2 separate regions of the Homo sapiens genome follow, and region 1 is linked to region 2. A link is a contact called in ENCODE Hi-C or POLR2A ChIA-PET data. All regions are on one chromosome and are shown on one strand. The core of a region is the stretch at or near the end of the contact, and the rest is flanking DNA. Distances in the headings are between cores, read along the strand shown.

Region 1 (3,597 bases), core at 9-2,508, 570 kb after region 2:
ACCTAAAATAACCAATAATTTTATTGAAAAGTAGCATTTGAATATTTTCATATAATGACACCTAGTTTCAAAGATCTACTTCCTCTTTTTTTTTTTGAGACAGAGTTTCCTTCTTGTTGCCCAGGCTAGAGTGCAGCGGCACGATCTCAGTTCACTGCAACCTCTACCTCCCAGGTTCAAGTGATTCTCCTGCCTCAGTCTCCCAAGTAGCTAGGATTACAGGCACCTGGCACTATGCCTGGCTAATTTTTGTATTTTTAGTAGAGACAGAGTTTCACCATGTTGGCCAGGCTGGTCTCAAACTCCTGACCTCAGGTGATCCGCCCACCTCGGCCTCCCAAAGTGCTGGGATTCGAGGTGTGAGCCGCCACGCCTGGCCTAAAGATCTACTTTTTCTATGATCATCATCTAGTTGTGTTTCTAGGTATTTTATTAGATGATATAGTAACAATCTATTCTGATTCCTTAGATACATAATATAAATAATGGCCTTTAAGTATAAAAAACCATTTCTTATTCCCACACATTTTAAAAATAATACAGTCATGGTCAGGTGCAGTGGCTCACACCTATAATCCCAGCACTTTGGGAGGCTTAGGCAGGTGGATCACCTAAGGTCAGGAGTTCGAGACCAGCATGGCCAACATGGTGAAACTCCCTCTCTAATGAAAATACAAAAAAAAAAAAAAAAAAAAATAGCCAGGTGTGATGGTGGGCTCCTGTAATCCCAGCTATTCTGGAGGTTGAGGCAGGAGAATCACTTGAACCTGGGAGGCAGAGGTTGCAGTGAGCCGAGATCACGCCACTGCACTCCAGCCTGGGCAACTGAGTGAGATTCCATCTCAAAAAAAAAAAAAAAAAAAAAAAAACATCAGGACAAAGAAAAGTACTGAGATCCCACAAAGTTAACCTTCACAAGTATAAAATGATATATGAACAACTGATATATTCTTCAAAGATTTTAGAAAAACATGGGCAAGTTATTCTGTGAGTAACCTCTGGTTCTCTATTGTAATTTGGTTGAAGATATGATCTCAGATTTACTAAAAAAATTTAACCATAAATGAATAAAGTTAATATTTAATAAGATTATTTATAAGTAAACAAAGCATAATAGTTTGGATTACTATTTTAAAGGGTAAAAGCTGTTGGGTTTAAACTGCCAAAGTGCAAAACCCTAAACAGTCACTAATGTACTAGACAATGAAATCACTTACTTTGAAAAGATGTAATGTTTCCTTACTGGTTAGCAACTGAAACCGAAAGTCAGGTATCTTGCCATCACAAGGGAAGCATTCATAAAACTCAGGTTCCTTATGTGTCATAGAATAGAGAACTATGATGAAATTTCCAGATTCTGAAAAAACCCTGCACAAAAAAAGTCATTTAATTAAAATTTAATGAGGATAACATGATGACACTCAAATAACTTCATGTGAGTCTCCCAATCTAGTTAACAAAATGACTAAAAGGTGCAATTTTTGTTCAAAAACTGGGGTCCACCACTTAGGAAGGCAAAAGGTGGGAGGATCGCTTGAGGCCAGGAGTTTGAGACCAGCCTTGTCAACATAGTGAGACCCTTCCTCTCTACAAAACAAAATTTTATTTTATTCAGGAGGCTGAGGCAGGAGAATGGCGTGAACCCGGGAGGCGGAGCTTGTAATGAGCCAAGATCGCGCCACTGCACTCCAGCCTGGGCGACAGAGCAAGACTCCGTCTCCAAAAAAAAAAAAAAAAAAAAGGAATAAGAGAGCAATTCAAAATTAATTTTACTGAGGATTTACTGTCAATATGAACTTAAAGCATGATCAGTAATTGATAATAAAACATAATTGTACTAAATCATAGCAAAGGATCTAAAACTAACATTTAATTTCTGCTATCTAAATATAACTAATTATCTTGAAAAGTTAAAACAAAATGTTAAAAGTAGAACTCCAAAAGCATCTGAAGAAAATACAAGTGATTTTTTTACTTCAGTAAATACACCTGGAGTGGGTGAATCTTTTCTAAACACGATATGAAAAAGATTAATAAATATGACTAAAAAACAGTAAGTCTGTTTGGGAAAAATATTGTTAAACTTAAATGACAATCTGGGGGGAAAACCGTTACTATATATCATCAATATGTGTTTCTCTATGTATTTTACATTATATATATAGAGAGAGAGCTTGCTAGCACAAGCAATATGAAAAGATGCACAGGCCGGGCGCAGTGGCTCACGCCTGTAATCCCAGCACTTCGGGAGGCCGAGGCAGGCGGATCACGAGGCCAGGAGATCGAGACCATCCTGGCTACCACAGTGAAACCCTGTCTACTAAAAATACAAAACATCAGCCAGGCATGGTGGCGGGCACCTGTAGTCCCAGCTACTCGGGAGGCTGAGGCAGGAGAATGGCGTGAACCCGGGAGGTGGAGCTTGCAGTGAGCCGAGATCGCGCCACAGCACTCCAGCCCGGGCAACAGAGCAAGACTCCGTCTCAAAAAAAAAAAAAAAGAAAAGATACACAATCTAAGAGAAAAATGGCTAAAGACATGACTAGGCAGTTCCTGGAAGATGAGGTTATAAATCATTGGAAAAGTTTATTTTTCATCTATCAGGTTAGCAGAGGTCAAAAGTTTAACAACAGCCCTCCACTCACCTCTCTGAGCTCATCTCCAGCTACTCTCCCCTTCCTTCACTCCTCTCTAGCTACAGTGGCCTCTTTGCTGCTCCTTGAAGATGTAACGTGTTGTTTCACCCAGAGCCCTTACACTTAACACATCCTTTGCCTAGGACAGTGCCCCAGACAGCCACAAGGCTTACTTCCTCACCTTAAGTCGGCCTCCCTGACCACCTATTTAAATTGCAACTCTTGGCCGGGTGCAGTGGCTCACGCCTGTAATCGCAGCACTTTGGGAGGCCAAGGCAGGCAGATCACCTGAGGTCAGGAGTTCGAGATCAGCCTGACCAACATGGAGAAACCCTGTCTCTACTGAAAAAATACAAAATTAGCCGGGCATGGTGGCACATGCCTGTAATCCCAGCTACTCAGGAGGCTGAGGCAGGAGAAACGCTTGAACCCAGGAGGTGGAGGTTTCTGTGAGCTGAGATTGAGCCATTGCACTCCAGCCTGGGCGACAGAGCAAGACTCCATCTCAAAAAAAATAAGTAAAATAAAATAAATAAATAAAAATTTAAAAATTAAAAATTAAATAAATAAATAAATAAACGGCAACTCTTTACTTGCCACTATCATTCAGACACACAACATCCTCCTCTCAGGCTTTATTTTTCTCCACAGTACTCATCGCCTTTTAACATACTATTTATTTTATTTATTCTGTTTATTGCCTGTCTCTGCAGGACTATTTTATTTTTTATTTATTTATTTATTTTTTGTTGCCCAGGCTGGAGTGTAGTGGTGCGATCTCAGCTCACTGTAACCTCTGCCTCCTGGGTGCAAGTGATTCTCCTGCCTCAACCTCCCGAGCAGCTGGGATTACCGGCATGCTCTACCACACCGGGCTAATTTTTGCATTTTTAGTAGAGATGGGGTTTCACCATGTTGGCCAAGCTGGTCTCTAATTCCTGGCCTCAAGTGATCCACCCGC
Region 2 (3,785 bases), core at 4-2,503:
AGGAGATGCCTTCTTCCCATTCCACCTTTCACCACTACTCACTTGGCAAAGCGAGAGCGATTTCCAACCACACCGAATTCCTCTTCCTCTTCGGAGCTGGACTCAGAGTCTGAGTCGGGAGGCTCAGTGCGAAGCAGGCGGTGACTGCTTGGGCCTTTCTTGGGCTTCTTTCTCCGGCTGTCCCCAGCCAAACCAATCAATGCATTGAGCTCTTTGCGCTTTTTCATCTTTTTGTGTGGGGTGAGTGGAGCCCCGACTCCTGAGCTGCCAGGTTCGTACCCGATGCCCAATTCTCTTCCTGCCTTGGAGCTGCCTTCCAGGGTTGGGAATCCTGGGCCAGAGCCCCCTGGTCACTCCCACCTAGGGGTGGGACTGACCAGATCCGCCAGGGACTGGAGATTGGAGCCCAGAGGAAACTGGAACTCAGATGGGTGGGGGAAATCACATAGAAATGGCCAAGGAGCTGGTGACCCCAAAGGATAAGGCCTTGGGTGCAGAGTGTTAGTAGAGGGTGGAGAGGGACCTTTATCTCCCAAAGGGCGAAAAAAAAGCCAGGTCAAAAATGAAGGATTCTCAGCCCGGATAAGTAGGCAATACTTCTAAGGGTGCTCCAGGAGGTGAGGAAGGGCACGCTTAAAATACGTGTTTCGGACCTCCGGAGCAAGATTTCCAATGGAGAGGGAAGAGAAACTCGTTCTTGAATGGGAAGAGAGTGGGGAGGTGCAGAGTAAGAAAGTGGGAACGCGTCAGTCCCTTCCTTGCAGGAGAGGTGGCGGCAGGAGGGGGCTCCCAGCAGCTACAATCCCAACACTGCTTGGCCGCAGAGAAAATGCCCTGGCCAGGAAGCCGGCTGGGGTGTGTGATGATCACCGTTCTCCGGCCTCCGTCCTGAACGTGAAGGGGGCCCGAGGCCGAGGAAGATCCGGAGCCCGGCTAGAAGGGTCGGCCTGAGAGAAGCCAGTCCCGCGCCTGATAGACCCCCGCCCCGCTGTCTGGGCCTTGGGGACACGGTGCCGCGGGCGACGGCGGCTCGGCCGACCGAAAGCGCTCCCGCCCGGAGTTTGAGGTCTCCGGCACGGGCAACTCTCGGCCACTCACACGCGCAGGCCCCACTCCAGCCGCGACTCCGGCCCCTGCTCCGGCTTCGGCCGCGGCTGCTCCCGACACGTTGTTGTTGGCGTTGGTGGCGGCGGCTGCGGCGGCGGCGGCCGCGAGCTCCAGCCCCGGGCCATCGCTCCAGCCCCAGATCACTTCCCCTTTGGCAGCGGCCGCCTGCGCCGCCTGCCAGTAAGCCGCACTCCCATTGGTCGCCCGCTGGGGTGACGTCACGCCGGGGCGAAAGTCGTGGCGGAGAGGTGGGGCGTTAAAGGGGCCCTGCCCCGGCTGGGGCTGGGTCCCACCTGCCGATTAGGGTGGCCCCGCCCCCAGGAGGGCTTCCGGGACCTGCTGCGAACCTGAGCCGGGTGGAGTCCTGCATCCTGCGGAGCGCGGGCGGGGCAGGCAAAGCGCCCGGCTGCTCGACCTACTTCGAAAGTTCATCAGCCGCCCACGCCCCCTGGACTAACCAAGTCTGAAGGCTCCGCCTCTCTGACTCTCACACAGGCTGTTAAAAGTTTAGGCGCGTTTCAGATTAATTAACACATTCATTCAGTCAATAAATATTTATTGAGAGCTTACTTACTACGTGTCAGGAGCTGTTCTAGCGCTGGGGATACAGCCATGAACAAAATAACCAGGGTCCTTGTCTTCCTGTATAGTGTTGCCAGATTTAGCAAATAAAAATGTAGGACACCCAGTAAAGTTTGAATTTCAGAGAAACAGCAAACAATTTTTTAGCATTAAGACATCCCATGCAACATCTGGGACATCCTCACACTAAAAAATTATTCATTGTGTATGTGAAATGCAAGTTTAACTGAGCATCGTGTATCTTATCTGCCAATCTATTCCTGCAGTTTATTTATACTCTAGAGGGAGGAGAGCAACAATAGGCAAACATATTAAATGTCAGGAGGTGATAAGTGTTATGATGAAAATTGAAACACGGTCAGGTGATGGGGAGTGCCTCTGTGAAAAGGGAACATTTAGTCAGCTTATCGGAGGAGAGGTGAGGGAATGAGCTGTGCAGTGGCTGCAGGAAGGAGTGACCAGGAAGACCTGTTGTGGCTGGACCAGAAGAGCAAGGAGCAGAGTGATAGGAAATGAGGTCAGAGAAGCATCAGAGGCCAGGGCTTTAGGGCCTTATGGATCACTGAAAGGACTTTGGGAAAGCACTGGGGGCTTTAAGCTGAGAGGTAGCATACTCTGGCTTTTCCGTAAAAAAAAAAAAAAAAAAAAAAATTCACTCTGGGCCAGCGCGATGGCTCACGCCTGTAATCCCAGCATTTTGGGAGGCTGAGGTGGGCGGATCACAAGGTCAGGAGATGGAGACCATCCTGGCCAATATGGTGAAACCTTGTCTCTATTAAAAATACAAAAATTACCTGGGCGTGGTGGTGCGCGCTTGTAATCCCAGCTACTTGGGAGGCTGAGGCAAGAGAATGGCTTGAAACCGGGAGGCGGAGGTTGCAACAAGCCGAGATTGCACCACTGCACTTCAGTCTGGCAACAGAGCGAGACTCCGTCTCAAAAATAAATAAATAAATAAATAAATAAATAAATAAATAAATAAATAAATAAATAAAATAAAATAAAATAAAGGAAAAAATTACTCTGGCTACTTTGTAGAAAAAAGTGGGGGGAGAGTGAGGAACACAGGAGAGCAGTTTGTTACAGTCCAGCTAGAGATGATGCTGATAGATTAGAGAGGCAGTAGCAGAGATGGAGAGCATTCTGGATGTTTCTTGAAGACAGAGCTGACAATTTTTGCTGATAGATTAGATGAAAGGTGTGAAGAGAAGAGAGGGTTTGGCGGTGGAAACACTGGAAGCAAGGAATTGTTATTTATTGAGATGGGGTAGAGCAAGTTTGGGACAAGTTTGACAAGCCAATTCAATATTCAAATGGAGGCTGTTTGGTATACCCATTGAGAGTTCTCTGGGCACAGGTTGGGGCCTGAAATATCAATTGGGAAGTCATCAGATATAAATGGAATTTAAAGCAAAGTGCTTTGAGCTACTTGGAAGAAAGTCACTTAAAGTAATTTTTATGCCCATATTCTTACTGTGGCAATTACGCTGCTTTTGTCCAAGGATTCTCGCAAAGCCTGGGCCTGTATCTGATTTGTTTTTAAGTGTCTAGCCCAGAAGTGTACTCCTAAATAACGATGACCCAATAAATATGTGATGACTACATAAGTGGGCAGTGTTGCAAAGAGGTATGAGTGGACTTTTGGAATCAAAATCAAGAAACCTGGGACTCAATCATGTCTCTACTTCTTCCTGGCTCCATCAGCATGGAAGCCGTTTAGTTTCTCTGAGCTTCAGTTTTCTCCTCTGTAAAATGGGGATAAACACCTATTTCACAGGACAATGAGATGAATGTGAAAGTGTTTTTGAAGCCCCAAGTCATGGTGTATTGTCCCCTTTTGTTTCTAGAGCTTCATTGCCCAATACAGTAGCCAAACTGGCCACATATAACAATTTAAATCTACATTTAACATAATTAAAACAAAATACAAATTTTAAATTGGTTCTTCAGTATCATTGGCCACAGTGTCCAGTAGCCATATGTGGCAAGTGGCTACCAGGCAGCAAGTAATAGTACAATTCCACCACCACAGAAAGTTTTACTGGAGAGTTCTTCACTAATGCTTCCCTGAAGGACTGGGGATAGACAGGTGAGGC

The links. A loop is a pair of places that touch in the nucleus more often than their neighbours do. ChIA-PET counts read pairs that join two places held with the same protein, here RNA polymerase II (POLR2A). Pooled maps may share reads with other maps.
Region 1: a pooled map shows a loop between it and region 2 (10-fold over the local background). The contact joins the enhancer-like site here to the promoter of EFCAB14 in region 2. A Hi-C loop is called at or near these places in 1 of 168 maps with a recorded cell type or tissue (PC-9) and 6 of 50 pooled maps. POLR2A ChIA-PET finds 5 or more read pairs at or near these places in 1 of 52 experiments (GM10248).

What each region holds. Positions count from the first base shown.
Region 1 is chr1:47,288,218-47,291,814 of GRCh38, forward strand. STIL (STIL centriolar assembly protein) reads right to left here. Exons shown (of 17, transcript NM_001048166.1): 9 at 1,218-1,368. Among named protein-coding and RNA genes, the nearest start is that of STIL, 24 kb to the right of the region's middle. Within about 2 kb of position 1,259, at least 3 of the 41 ENCODE cell types and tissues checked have a DNase peak (open chromatin) inside an H3K27ac peak, as active enhancers do.
Region 2 is chr1:46,717,861-46,721,645 of GRCh38, forward strand. It overlaps EFCAB14 (EF-hand calcium binding domain 14), which reads right to left and starts at 1,254. Exons shown (of 11, transcript NM_014774.3): 1 at 43-1,254. The coding sequence starts at 227. RefSeq lists silencers at 1,059-1,108, 1,429-1,478.